Regions from separate parts of the Homo sapiens genome. Here regions 2 and 3 are each linked to region 1. The links are chromatin contacts, found by Hi-C or POLR2A ChIA-PET in ENCODE. All regions are on one chromosome and are shown on one strand. The core of a region is the stretch at or near the end of the contact, and the rest is flanking DNA. Distances in the headings are between cores, read along the strand shown.

Evidence for each region. A loop is a pair of places that touch in the nucleus more often than their neighbours do. ChIA-PET counts read pairs that join two places held with the same protein, here RNA polymerase II (POLR2A). Pooled maps may share reads with other maps.
Region 2: a pooled map shows a loop between it and region 1 (2.8-fold over the local background). The contact joins the promoter of ZBTB9 here to the enhancer-like site in region 1. A Hi-C loop is called at or near these places in 2 of 50 pooled maps. POLR2A ChIA-PET finds 5 or more read pairs at or near these places in 3 of 52 experiments (CD8-positive, alpha-beta memory T cell, HCT116 and endothelial cell of umbilical vein).
Region 3: a map of vagina shows a loop between it and region 1 (2.5-fold over the local background). The contact joins two enhancer-like sites. A Hi-C loop is called at or near these places in 1 of 168 maps with a recorded cell type or tissue (vagina), 1 of 37 single-sample maps with no recorded cell type and 6 of 50 pooled maps. POLR2A ChIA-PET finds 5 or more read pairs at or near these places in 1 of 52 experiments (activated CD4-positive, alpha-beta T cell).

What each region holds. Positions count from the first base shown.
Region 1 is chr6:33,159,103-33,163,652 of GRCh38, forward strand. It overlaps COL11A2 (collagen type XI alpha 2 chain), which reads right to left. Exons shown (of 66, transcript NM_080680.3): 66 at 3,592-4,550. Among named protein-coding and RNA genes, the nearest start is that of HCG24, 18 kb to the left of the region's middle. Within about 2 kb of position 2,534, at least 11 of the 41 ENCODE cell types and tissues checked have a DNase peak (open chromatin) inside an H3K27ac peak, as active enhancers do; they include HCT116, where a contact is called at or near this core.
Region 2 is chr6:33,452,310-33,456,859 of GRCh38, forward strand. ZBTB9 (zinc finger and BTB domain containing 9) reads left to right here and starts at 2,267. Exons shown (of 2, transcript NM_152735.4): 1 at 2,267-2,466; 2 at 2,721-4,550. The coding sequence starts at 2,792. The coding sequence ends at 4,213. It overlaps SYNGAP1 (synaptic Ras GTPase activating protein 1), which reads left to right. Exons shown (of 19, transcript NM_006772.3): 19 at 1-1,380. SYNGAP1-AS1 (SYNGAP1 antisense RNA 1) reads right to left here and starts at 2,096. Exons shown (of 3, transcript NR_174954.1): 1 at 1,961-2,096.
Region 3 is chr6:32,885,134-32,889,683 of GRCh38, forward strand. No RefSeq gene overlaps it. Among named protein-coding and RNA genes, the nearest start is that of PSMB9, 33 kb to the left of the region's middle. Within about 2 kb of position 2,589, at least 5 of the 41 ENCODE cell types and tissues checked have a DNase peak (open chromatin) inside an H3K27ac peak, as active enhancers do.

The DNA.
Region 1 (4,550 bases), core at 1,284-3,783:
GTCTGCTGTCAGTGCCAGTTCCCATGAAACTACTCTGAAGATGAAAGAAAAGATAACAGAAGGCCAGTTATAAGCACTTAAGGTGACTTCTGCTTACTCTAGGTTTGAGTTGAGAAACATAGCTATGGCCTACACATGTACAGTCTGTGAACTGCACAGCTCGACAGAAAGAAGCTCCAGTGTGGCCCTGATGCTCCCTGCTGACCACACCACACTTGCAGGAAAATGGGCTAAACAACCACAAAACAAGGTGGCCACCAGCTACTACACAGAAACTTATTTCTGAGGCAGCTGGAGCCCTTTGTTTGTTTGTTTGTCTGTTTGTGATGGGGTATCTCTCTGTCACCCAGGCTGGAGTGCAGTGGCAAGAGCATAGCTCACTGCAACCTCAAACTCCTGGGCTCAAGTGAACCTCCTGCCTGAGTCTCCTGAGTAGCTGCAACTACAGGCACATGCCACCATGCCCAGCTAATTTTTAAATTATTTTTTTGTAGAGAAAAAGGGCCGTGCGTGATGGCTCATACCTGTAATCTCAGCACTTTGGGAGGCCGAGATGGGCAGATCTCTTGAGCCCAGGAGTTCTAGACCAGCCTGGGAAACAGGGCAAAATCCCATCTCTACAAAAAATACAAAAACTAGTGGTACATGCCTGGAGACCCAGCTACTCGGGAGGCTGAGGTGGGAGGATGGCTGGAACCCACGGAGGTCGAGGCTGCAGTGAACCTTGATCTTGCCACTCCACTCCAGCCTGAGTGACAGAGACCCTGTCTCAAAGAAAGAGAGAAAGAGAGAGAGAGAAGGAGTTTTGCTTTGTTGCCCAGGCTGAGAGCCTTGTTTTGACTCACTCCCTCCTCTGTCTCATCTCCACCCCCACCTGCCCTGGTCCATTCAAAACTACAAACCTCAGCATGCAAGACAGCCAAGGGAGGGCAAGAACAGCTCTGTGTAGCCCATGGCCTTCTAGGATATGTGGTGCTCCCAGGTACAGTGATATAAGTGGTCTGTAAGTTATTTTTATTTTATTTCACAAGTTATTTTTTAACCATAAGTTACAGATGCTAAAAATATAAGCCCAAAGCTGAAAAGCAGCTCCAAGGGTGTGACAGGCCAGAGGACCCACCCCACAGCCCTCCCTCTATACATGATCTCCCACGCGGTGGCTCACGCCTGTAACCCCAGCAGTTGGGAGACCGAGGCGGGAGGATCATGAGGTCAAGAGATCAAGACCATACTGGCCAACGTGAGGAAACCCCGTCTCTATTAAAAATACAAAAATTAGCCAGGCGTGGCAGTGCACACCTGTAGTCCCAGCTATCCGGGAGGCTGAGGCAGGAGAATTGCTTGAACCTGGGAGGCAGGGGCTGCAGTGAGCCGAGATGGCGCCACTGTACTCCAGCCTGGGCGACAGAGCGAGACTCTGTCTCAAAAAACAAAAAAAAACATGATCTCCCTGTGCGCCCCATCCCAAACCCTCCTCTCCTTCGCCACCATGCCAGCGCACAATTCCATCATATCACTTGCCTTTTCAAACACCATCTATGACTCTTAGTTTTTGGGTTCAAGTTCAACTCCTTCCATAAGCAGTCAATACTTTTCAGAATTTGGCCCCTCCAACAAGAGTTTATGTTCTGCCCCAATCAAACCCAAAGTAGTTCCCTAAAGCCTCTGCCTTTCTCTTCCCTATCTCCTCCCACCCCACCCAGAAGCCTCCATTGCCCACCAGCCAATGGAGACACTGCCACTACCCACAGGCCCAGAGGCCTGGGCACTTGCCCTGTTCACACCCAGCCCCACCCCAAAACCCCGCCTCTACAGCCCTGCCCTTAAACCCCTCCCACCCTTCCTTAGAGCCTGGCTCTAGCTTTCTGGAGGGGAGGAAGAAGTTAGCTGCCAAGAGAAGGCTGTGGGCCTGGCCTCCTCAACAGCAACTTGGCACAGACTCCCTCGTGAAACTGTTAGATGGGGTTGGTTGGCAGCACTGTGTAATTAAATAGGCTTTTGTGGATTGGCCTGGGGACTTAGCCGCCGTATATAAATGTTATTCGAGTGACTGTACAGCATTGTTTCCATGCAGAAAAGCCCTCGGAACTCAGAGCATCTGACCAAACGTGACCTTTGGGAAAGTCCTCTTGCTGTTCGGGGGGCGACCTCTGCGGGTTTGGCTCCAGCTGCAGAAAGAGCGCCAAAGAAATCTCAACTCCAGCCCGGCTAGGCTGGGAGTGGGTGCGGGAGAAACAGATGGGGGGCACCTATTTAGATCTGATCTTCTCTTAATGTGACCCTGAGAGGGAGGGAAGGGGGTGTCTGAAGCCCCTGGGCCTTGGATATTGAGATGGAGAGCATGGGTGATCCCAGAAAACCTATCCACCACCGGACCCCTGACAGATGAGATCAGGGGCTTCTTCCTCCATTCGGCCTTCGGGGTCAGGGGGTTCAGCGGGTGACAAGGGAGAGGCGTCTGAGGGACCGGGATTATTCAGCTGACCCGGTGCGGGGCCGCGTTCTCAGCGCGGGCACTAGGGGGCGGCAGAGGCGGAGGCGCCAGCGCCGAGGAGAGGCTTCCACCCTCGAGAAGTTTTTCCGCGCACCCGCCCGGGCCAGAGTGGCCGTCTAGACGCCCACGTGGGGCTTCCTGCGATCGAGAATGGGTTGGGACCGGGACGGCCAAGCCGATGCTGTCGGGGACACGCTGGGAGGAAGAAGTACGGGGAGGAGGGGCGGGGGCGCAGCCTACCCGGGCTCGGGCTCGGGGTGAAGGGCAGCCCTGCCAGGCCCGCCCCGAGGCCGCGGATGCGAAACCGGGACACAAAGGCACGCACTCTTGATTCTGGCGCCCGCGAGGAAGAGGGTTGAGGAAGAGGAAATTGGGATGAGGCCCTGGAACACGTTTTAATGCAGCGCCCTGACAGGCAGGAGCCAGGCAATACTGCTTGGGAATGTGAAGCCCCATGGGCACCAGCTAGGGGGTCCCGGCTGCGCGGCCAGCCTTGGAAGAGAGGACTTCTTGGACACCTAACCCGGAGGGAGCAGAGCTTCTGAGTGCCCAGGAGAGGGAGGCTAGGGAAGTGGGGGACAGTCAAGAGTGGGGGGACACAGGCAGGGACTGTGCGACTCCACCCAACACAAAGACTCAACGAGTATGCACGTGACTACACGTGAGTGTGGAGGGCTTGGCCACAGCCCTGTCTTCATGACAGCACAGCACAAGGCTGATGGGGAGGGATAAGGTGACCAGAGGTACAGATGCAGTAAATGTCTTGGAAGTGGGCCTCAGCCTCCCCATTTACAGAGATTAGACTGGGCTATGTAGCACCGTCCCACCCACACCCAGAAGCAATCGCACACCCGTGTCAGAAACTGGAGCCATAGGGACCCCAAACCCCTACCTGGTGTCCCTGGGGCATTGTTTGTAATTTTATGCTAGTCACCCAGGCTTTGTAAACTCTGGGCCCTGACACCCCAGCTGGACAGGGCTTGCAGGGTATCTGGATTAAGCCATACAATTCTGGTAACCACTTAGCTGGGAAGAGGAAGCATCAGATGGGTGTCGGGGGAGACTGAAATAACAACACAAGCAGTGACACAGACACCTGGGAGGAGACAATCACATTATTTAACCATCAGTCAGCATGGAAGCTGGGCACAGGGTCCTGGGAGTCCCTTCCATATGCCACACATTAACCCTTTAATTGCAGGATCAGGGAAAGTGAGGGGTGCCCAGGGGAGGGACAGGGGTGGCAATGAACATACTCAGTGGCTCAGGGCCATGGCAATTTACCAGCCAATATAGAAGAATTTTAATATTCCAGCCATCTGCGGGATGCAGCCCTGCACACACCCCACACTATTCCGTTTCTTCCCTGGGGGAGCATCCTGGCCCTCAAGTAGCAGGCAGTGCCTGCCAAACCCAGACCAAGTGGAAGAGACAGTGGGCACATGGGCCAGGCAGCCAACACCTGTGGGTTAGAGAGCCCCACCCTGGCAGAGTCAGAGCCCTGAGGCCAGGGAGACCACATATTCCAACTTTCACAGTGGGTGCGACAGGTGAGGTGGGAGGAAGGTGGGAGGGAGGTGGGGTTCAGCCCTGAAACCCCCCTACACACAGTCACTGAGGAAAGTCCTGACTCCAGGATGTGGGTGCCGGAGCCCACCCCCGAGACCCCTGTCTTCAACATCTGCTGATTTTTGTTGGCGTTTCTCTTTTTTGTTATTTTGCTTTCCACACTTTAAATAATTAATACAATTACTTTTAAATACAAAATACGCCATGTCCTTTCTCTTCTCTTCCATTTGTTTGGGGTGATTGGGAGGTGAGTTTTAAATAAGGGTCTCAGCTCTCTAACGGGTAACAGGCTCCAGGTGGGAGGGCCAAGAGCCCCAGATGCCACTCCTCCCGTGGGGTGTCCAGGCAACCACTTCACCCCTCCCCTGGCCTGCCCCGACTGAGGGCTCTCCACGCCCTGGCCCAGGGCTCCCTAGATAGTGAGGAGCCCTCTTGGGAGGTGGCACAGAGCTGATGTTGTGGGATTCCAGGTGGGCCTGGTTCCGAA
Region 2 (4,550 bases), core at 1,017-3,516, 290 kb after region 1:
AGTAACCAGAGCTGACAATCTAACTCCCCTCCACCGCCCCATTTTGGCCTCCCCTGCCCCCCTTGTTATGGGGAGGGGACCCCGGGTGAGGGGGCCCTATTACCCCTTGATTTCTCAGGAGCGTCTGGGGGGGCTCAGCACGCACAAACTCCTTCTCCTTCTACCACTCTTAAATTTACTCCCTCCCCACCCAGAACCCAGATGGGGTGGAGGGGGCCACCGGGGCAGGGAGGGGGCGGCAAGGGGGGAATGGGAGTTGTCTCCCCTTCTCCCCACACCTGATCTGCTCTCGGCTGGTCCCAGAGCGGGGTGAGGGGGCTTATGCCCCCCCCTCCCCCAGTGTGTTGGGTGGGGTGGAATTGAGGTTAGGGTGAGGGGTCAGGGTTTAGGAGGGTGTGTATGTTGGGAGGACAGGCTAGTTGATCTGTCCTACTCTGACACACAGTCCCCTCTGCCCCTTCCTTCTCTCTTCTTGGTCTCTACTCCCAGGGGGAGGGGGGAACTTACTCTAGGAAAAGCCATGTCTCTCTCCCCCAGGGTGGGGGGACCTGTGTTGGAGGAGGGGTGTTGGGGGGCCCCCTTCCATGACTCTGTCCCCTGGGGGAGGTAGGACAGGGCTGGGCTTCCCTCTCATCCTCCCCCTCCCAATCTCCTTCCACCTCCCTCCCTCCCGCCAGCTCCACGATTTTTCGGTGTTTCTCTGTACATAGTTTTCTGGCGGGATAGGGGAGGTAGGATGGATGGGGTTTGGGGTGGGTAGGCCATGGGAGGGGAGAAGCCCCTCCTTGGCACCCCCTCTTCCCTGACTGCTGTCCCCTACCCAGCCTTGCCCCCTTCATCCTTTTGCGTTTGGTATTGAGACTCTCCTAGACTCTACTCCTCTTTCTTTTGTATGGACAGTTCCCCTTCAGTCCCATCCCCCTACACATACACCCAGCCGGGGCCAAATTTATACTTATATAAAAGTTGTAAATATGTGAAATTTTATCCCTGTGCCCTTTCCCCACCTCAGGCCCTACCCCTGGACCCTCCCCAACCTTCCTTCTCTCTTCTTTGGCTGTTGTAATTATCTGGGGTTTGTACTGTACATATCCGGGGTGTGTGTGTGTGGGCTGGGGGCAACCCTTCTGTACAGAGCTTCCTGGCCCCCTCCCCCCCCGCCCCTCTGCTTCCCTCCCCACCCACCACCTCAAGGGTAGGGAGTTGCTCTTCCTACCTGTTTTATTTTGTTTTCTCGTTCTCCCTCCCCACCCCACTCCCAGCCTTATCTATCCCCCCTCACTGTCCCCTTTTCTCCACTCCCAGCCCCATTTCCTTTTTTTCTGGAGTGTGTGGTGAAACAGAAAAAAACATGTTTAATAAACGGAGATTGTTCTTTTATCGCTGTGCCGACTTTCTTAGGCAGGGCTCTCCAGACCTGTACGGTGGTAAGATCTGCTTTCTGAAAGGAAGCTGACAGCCTGAGAGGAAAACCGTATATCCCCACCTGATGCCACACTCTCCTCATAGAATGTCACTCTCCCCTCCCAATGAGATTTTTTATATTTTAGAGCAGGAGTTTTGCACCGGCCAAACTTCTCCAATCTAACTCTCCCCTCACCACTGTGTCACTTAGTCCGAGGCCAGGAACAGCGGCGTTATCTGATAAAAGAGTTCATGTATATATCCACATTTATCTCTTTTAAAAATTACCTAGAAATAAGGTTTCTTTAATTGCTGGTTAAAATGCTCCCGTGCAGAAAACAGGAAAGAACCTGCCTGGTTCCTTAGCAAATCTGAGTTCCAGTCCCAGGTCCACTACTATTAGCTGAGTGACGCTTCCAGCCCGTTTCCCCCGCCTGGAAACTGAGGACGGCAACCCCCACCCTCGCAGGGCCGGTGGGAAGACACAAAGTGATGTGGGCAAGTGCCAGGCCCACATGGTAAGTACCCAACTAATCTCGCCCCTCTCAGGACCTACCGGGGGCGGGTGCTACACTTAATCACCGGGAAACGCAGCTTTCCGGGGCGGCTGACGGCCCACCCCCTCCGACCGGGCTGTTCTCTCCCGGGCCCTGCCTCTCGGTCCTCTGCAGCGGGGAGGACTTCAGCAGCTCCCCGGGACGCCCGTTGCGAGGACACCCTGGGCCTGTGCCCTCCTACTAGCACCGCCCTCCTCGTCTGCAGTAGCCAATCAACACGAGGCTTGTAGGCTGCCGTTCCTCGATTGGCTACGGCTCTAGCTCCGCCCGCCGCACTTGGCGACGGTGTCCGGCGGGGAGGCGGCGGCTTCCGGTCTGGGACGGAGCTGTAGCGGCACTGTAACTGCGAGGGCAGCGCCGCGTGTGTAACGGCGGGGGCGTGTCGGCGGGAAGGACAATCGGGCCGGGACTCGCGGTGTCCGGGTGACCGCGGCTTCCCGGGAGCAGACCTCTGTGGGCACTGTGAGGCGGAACGGAGCGGCGGGGCAGGAGCTGTTCTGGGCAGGTGAAGGCAGGCTGGTGGCTGAAGGACCTCCTTCTTATCTTCCACAGGGGCTGGAAGTTAAAACCCCTGTTGGTGTTTAGTGGTGGTGGTTGTTGTTGTTGTTTGTTTTTGCTTTCTTGGTGTGCGGGACTGATTTGCAGAAACCGCCACTGACTTAAAAGTTTCCAGTTATTGCTCGTGGGGAGGGGGTTGTTTGAGAAGATGTGGCTCCCTTTATCCAGGGCTTCTGTGACCTCCATCTTTTTCCTCTGCAGCCTTCATCCCGCGTGGAGTCTACCCCCAAGCCCTTCTCCTCTTCCCAATTCTTGTCACCTTCGAGGAGGCCATGGAAACCCCAACACCTTTGCCGCCTGTACCCGCCTCCCCGACCTGCAACCCAGCCCCACGGACAATCCAGATCGAGTTCCCACAGCATAGCTCGTCTCTGCTGGAATCTCTGAACCGCCACAGGCTAGAGGGAAAGTTCTGTGATGTGTCCCTCCTGGTGCAGGGCCGGGAACTTAGGGCTCATAAAGCAGTGTTAGCTGCTGCCTCTCCTTACTTCCATGACAAGCTGCTTCTGGGGGATGCGCCTCGTCTCACTCTACCGAGTGTCATTGAAGCCGATGCCTTCGAGGGGCTGCTCCAGCTCATTTATTCAGGGCGTCTCCGCCTGCCACTGGATGCTCTTCCTGCTCATCTCCTTGTGGCCAGTGGCCTTCAAATGTGGCAGGTAGTAGATCAGTGCTCAGAAATTCTTAGAGAATTAGAAACTTCAGGTGGTGGAATTTCAGCCCGTGGAGGAAACTCCTACCATGCCCTTCTTTCCACTACATCCTCTACAGGAGGCTGGTGCATTCGCTCTTCGCCTTTCCAGACCCCAGTACAGTCCTCTGCTTCTACTGAAAGCCCTGCTTCCACTGAGAGCCCTGTGGGAGGGGAGGGAAGTGAACTGGGAGAAGTGCTGCAAATTCAGGTGGAAGAAGAAGAGGAGGAGGAGGAAGATGATGATGATGAGGACCAGGGGTCAGCCACACTCTCTCAGACTCCTCAGCCCCAGAGAGTATCAGGGGTTTTTCCCCGTCCTCATGGACCCCACCCACTGCCCATGACTGCTACTCCCCGAAAGCTTCCAGAGGGTGAGAGTGCACCACTTGAGCTTCCTGCCCCTCCTGCACTGCCCCCCAAAATCTTCTACATTAAGCAGGAACCCTTCGAGCCTAAGGAGGAGATATCAGGAAGCGGAACTCAGCCTGGAGGAGCAAAGGAGGAAACCAAAGTGTTTTCTGGAGGGGACACTGAAGGGAATGGGGAGCTAGGGTTCTTGTTGCCTTCAGGGCCAGGGCCAACATCTGGGGGAGGGGGTCCATCCTGGAAACCAGTGGATCTTCATGGGAATGAAATCCTGTCAGGGGGTGGAGGACCTGGGGGAGCAGGCCAGGCCGTGCATGGGCCTGTGAAGCTAGGGGGGACACCCCCTGCAGATGGAAAACGCTTTGGTTGCCTGTGTGGGAAGCGGTTTGCAGTGAAGCCAAAGCGTGACCGGCACATCATGCTGACCTTCAGCCTTCGGCCTTTTGGCTGTGGCATCTGCAACAAGCGCTTCAAGCTGAAGCACCATCTGACAGAGCACATGAAGACCCATGCTGGAGCCCTGCATGCCTGTCCCCACTGTGGCCGTCGGTTCCGAGTCCATGCCTGTTTTCTCCGCCACCGGGACCTATGCAAGGGCCAGGGCTGGGCCACTGCCCACTGGACTTACAAGTGACTGCTGAGGCTATACACTAGCTTCTAGAACAAGATAACCACTGCTGCTGATGGATACTTTTCCCTCACTGCCATGGCACACCAGTCATGGATCTTGTAATCATGCCAAGAGAATAGATACATTATGGACCTCTTGTTCTTAGATATGGGCCTCTCAGCCTGGCAGATGTGGAAACTCAAATTTCTCGTCCCACTCCAGGTTTTGGCTAGCCAACCCTGCAGGAAAGTGGTTTATAGGCCATTCATACTTAAGTTGATCACTTGCCCATGGTGGACATTTTTGTGGTGGTGATGTCCATTAAGGAAACCAGATTTTCAATTATTTAGTGAGAGAAGAG
Region 3 (4,550 bases), core at 1,339-3,838, 270 kb before region 1:
CAAATGTAAAATTTTAAATGAAAAATCTTAATCTTTTGGTCATTGCTGTTTTGCTGTGGTCTGTCTCCCATGGCATGAGGGGAAATGCGTTATCTGCCTCTGTTGTAGAAAGATGCCTGAGGAAAATAATCCTCAGTTGATGTCTCAGGATTTTTCCTGCCATATACCTGGAATGTGTAAAAGCACAGGAAATATCCTAGTATAACACAAACTACACACAGTTACCTTTGGGACCTAGAATGGAATGGGGAGGAGGGAGAAACAAAGGAGACCTTTTACTCCGTACCCTTCTGTATGGTTTGAACTTGTTGTTTTTTTTTTATAGACGGAGTCTTGCTCTGTAGCCCAGGCTGGAGTGCAGTGGCACAATCTTGGCTCACTGCAAGCTCCGCCTCCTGGGTTCACGCCATTCTCCTGCCTCAGCCTCCCGAGTAGCTGGGACTACAGGCGCCCGCCACCACGCAAGGCTAATTTTTTGTGTTTTTAGTAGAGACGGGGGTTTCACTGTGTTAACCAGGATGGTCTCAATCTCCTGACCTTGTGATCCGCCCGCCTTGGCCTCCCAAAGTGCTGGGATTACAGGTGTGAGCCACTGCACCCGGCCGGTTTGAACCTTTTATAACAAGAGTGAATCCAGATATTTACTATGTAATTTTCTCATTTAGTCTAATCATTTAGACTAAATGATTAGAAGAAGCAGGACTTAAAAAGAAATGAATGAATTTCCACTAGGGGGTGGTAGAGAATCATAATCCATATCATAGTCTGAAACTGAAGGGCAAAAGGAAATAGTCAAGTTCAGAATCACATGCTGCAGCCCATTTGTAATTATAAATCTTTATTAACTAGCTCAGTGTGAGATCTAATTTCTTCATAAATGCCCAATAATATATAATATGCTCTTTTGAGCAACGCTTTTCAGATTATGTTCTCATACAGCCTTTTACAGCCCTTTACAGCTTTTCTGTAAACTGGGCTGAGATGTACCACTAAATGAAATTGAATGATAGGAGTCCATTGTGGTTGGAATAGATACACACAGTGATTGATTTAGGTAGATTAGAAGGTGGATGGATGGATAGATAGATAGATAGATAGATAGATAGATAGATAGATAGATAGATATGCGCACACACATTCCTCTCCTTGAGTCCCCCTGGGTAAGCCGAGGCATGAGTACTCTGAAGGAAAAGCAACCATGAGTGAGCTGCAGCATCCTTACTTAACCTCCAAACTTAACCTTTGTTGTAATATATATAGAAAAATGAGTTCCGAATTCCCTCCTTAATCTCCAACATGCAGGCACTATGCCTCTGCCCAGTTTCTTTACCCATGCCTTTTATTATATCCCATCCCCAACTGAACCCTATCTCGACCTGGTCAATAGGTGTGAGACCCAGATATTCTTATCCGGGAGATGCTATTTCTTTTTTTCCAGAGGCCAGAGGTGGTTTTTAGTAACCACCTGTATCATTTTGCAGGGGCTTCTTAAATGCGTGGCCAGACTCACCTCACTGTGCCTAGGTGCCAATATGGCCTCTCAGCTTTATTCCCCTTGCAATCCAAAATCTGCCAGAACTGGACAGCAGTTTGATCCTTGAATTAGACCGTGGTTCATGATGCTTGCTTCTCACCCTCCCACCAGCTGTGCTTTATTTTTCTTTGATTCTAACTATTACAGAAAAGACAAGTCAGACTCCTTCATCGCTGGGCAAAGTTCCAAGTAAACTGCATTGGGAATCCTTGGCATTTTAACAATGGCTCACTGCTCCCCTTGTGACTAATGGGCAACACAGGCCTGTTTATGAGTTCAAGTCTCTGTCCCTGGATCATGTAATTTTAATTGTTCTGTTACTTCATTTCAATCCTGGTCCCCACAGCATTTTTCTCACTGTTCATTTTCAAATTTAGTGTCCAACCTATTACTGTGTGCTTTTCTTAATCCCTAGACCAAGCACTCTCTGGCTTGCTCATTTTCCCACTTGGGCACCCTGGATCCCAGCCAGAGGTGGCCCTTACCACTTGGCTCCTCCCTCAGTGCCCTTGGACCTCTTTGGCTCGTAACTGCTTCTGCTGAAGGTCATCCTTTTGGCTCCATGATCTTCATGGCTGAGGTTGCTTCATTACTTCTGGAGGGAAATCTTGCTGCTTTCTGTAAACATTTTTTTCTCATGGCATATTTATGTGGAACTGTGCCATTTCTTTTCCTACTTATTCTGAATAAATTGAGCATTCCTGGACCAGATATTAGTGGAAGACTCCTATTGGATGGGGGTGGGATGATGGGTTGGTGAGAGAAGACATGGGCAATAGTAACCTCCCAGGTTTTACAACCGAAGGACCAATCCTTTATTACTAACACGTAAACTTTATCTTAAAATACGCTGCATCCATGTTTTTTCCAACTTGGGGAATTTAATCTATTTCAGCAAGGATTCTACCACGGTGTTAGGACCCCCTGCATTCCAGAGGGAACCTTTGTTATCTGCCACCTTGGAACCTCCAAAACAAAGTCTGCTCCCCCAATATGTGGGCCTTCTTCTGCCTTCCCCAGCATCTGGGCCTCACTGTAGCTCAGGCCAACTGCCAACAGCTCCAACCTAGGCTGGCTTCTACTCTTAGAGAGAGAATATTTTCGGGCCCTTTCCGAGATCCCGCACCACTAGTTCCCTCCACGCTTTCATCTGTTGCCACAGCAACATTTTGGCTTCTTATGCCCAGTTCTGCTCTCCGTTGCTTTAAGCACAAATGACATGCAATTTGGGATGTAACCATACTTTTTGTTTCCTAGTTTCACTAAAAATGAGGTTCTTGTGTGGTTTTCTTTTTCATTCTCTTTGCTGTACTATATAGAGAAATGAATTCTGAACTGAATTCCCTCCATATTCCTAGCAAAAACATAACTCCTTTGAATTGCAATTTTGATTTCCTTTTCAACCCAAAAATTAGTGAGATGTTTTTAAGTTTCCAAGTGGAGGCTTTCTTGTTAGTACTGTTTTGGTGAGGTTTTGTTTTGTTTTATTTTAGTTTTGTTTTGTTTTTCTATGTATGTGTTTTATACCGGTGAGAGAATATAGCCCGTGTAGTTTCTAATTTCTATTTAATTTTACTTTGTGGTTTAATGCATTATGTTTGGGAAAATATGCATTCACTATTTGTTGAGTACACAATTTTATAAATATTTGATAAGATCATTATTTGCTTTAGCAAAATATCTTACATTCACATTATTTTACAATTGGATATGACAGTTTAGTTTAAAAGTATGCTAAAAGCTCTTAAATGTGTCAATTTATCTTTCCTAACAAAGCACATTTTTTTCCCTAACTTTCAAAGACTTGTTTAGGATATGAAGGCTTATAACTTATGGGTAGTTGGTGAATTGTACATTTTAGCATAATAAAGTATCCTTCTTTGACACTGAAAAATTTCTTCATCATTTATTCTACTTTGTTCAATATTAGTATTTGTAATGGTTTGAATGTGTCCCCAAAAAGCATATGTTGGAAATGTAATATTCAATGCAACAGTGTTAGTAGGTGAGGCTTAATGATGAGAGGTGTTTAGGTCATGACGACTCCATCCTCATAAATGAATTAATGCCAATTACAAAAAGGCTAAAAGCCTGTGAATTCAACCTGTTGCACTTGGGCGCTCTCTCTTTCTCTTTCTCTCTCTCAGCTCTCTTTTTATCCCTTTTGCCTTCCACCACAGTATGAGGCAGCCAGAAGATTTTTGCAAGATGCAGGCCTCTCAACCTTGGATTTCCTAGCCTCTAGGACTGTAATAAGTCAATCTCTGTTCTTTAAAAATTATCCAGTCTTGGATATTCTATTATAGCAGCACAAAATGGAGTAAGACAGTATTTCTATCCATAATTAATTTTTGTTAGCATTTGCCTGAGTTTATCATTGTCCATTGGTTTAATCACTCGGTGTCATTTTGTTTTAGGTGCTTTTTGTTTGTTTTTGTTTTTATTTTGAGACAGGGTCTCAGTCTGCCGCTCAGGCTGGAGTGCAGGGGTGCGACTACGGCTCACTGCAACCTCAACCTTCCAGGCTCAAGCGATCCTTGCACCTCAGTTTCCTCAGTAGCTGGGACTACAGGCATGCACAACCACGCCTGGCTAATTTTTTTATTTTTGTAGAGATAGGGTCTCGCTATGTTACCCAGGCTGATCTCAAACTCCTGGGCTCAAGTGATCCTCCCTCCTTGGCCTCCCAAAGTGCTGGGATTACAGGTATAAGCCATTGCCACCAGCACTTTTTGAATAGCAAATACACACACACACACACACAGACCATCTTTACTGAGCAGAAAAATTTAGATTTAATGCAATGATATAAATGGACATTACAAATGCATATATATCTGGATTACTTCTGCCATCATATTTTTATATTTACCATGTTTTTTCATTTTTTAGTCTTCTGTCTCAATAAATTTCATCAAATTGCCTTTGTTACTTCTGTCTCTATGCAAATGATTTCTTATACATCTTTTTCCTTTTTTCTTATGATCCAGTTTTTGAAATATTTTTCTACAAATAA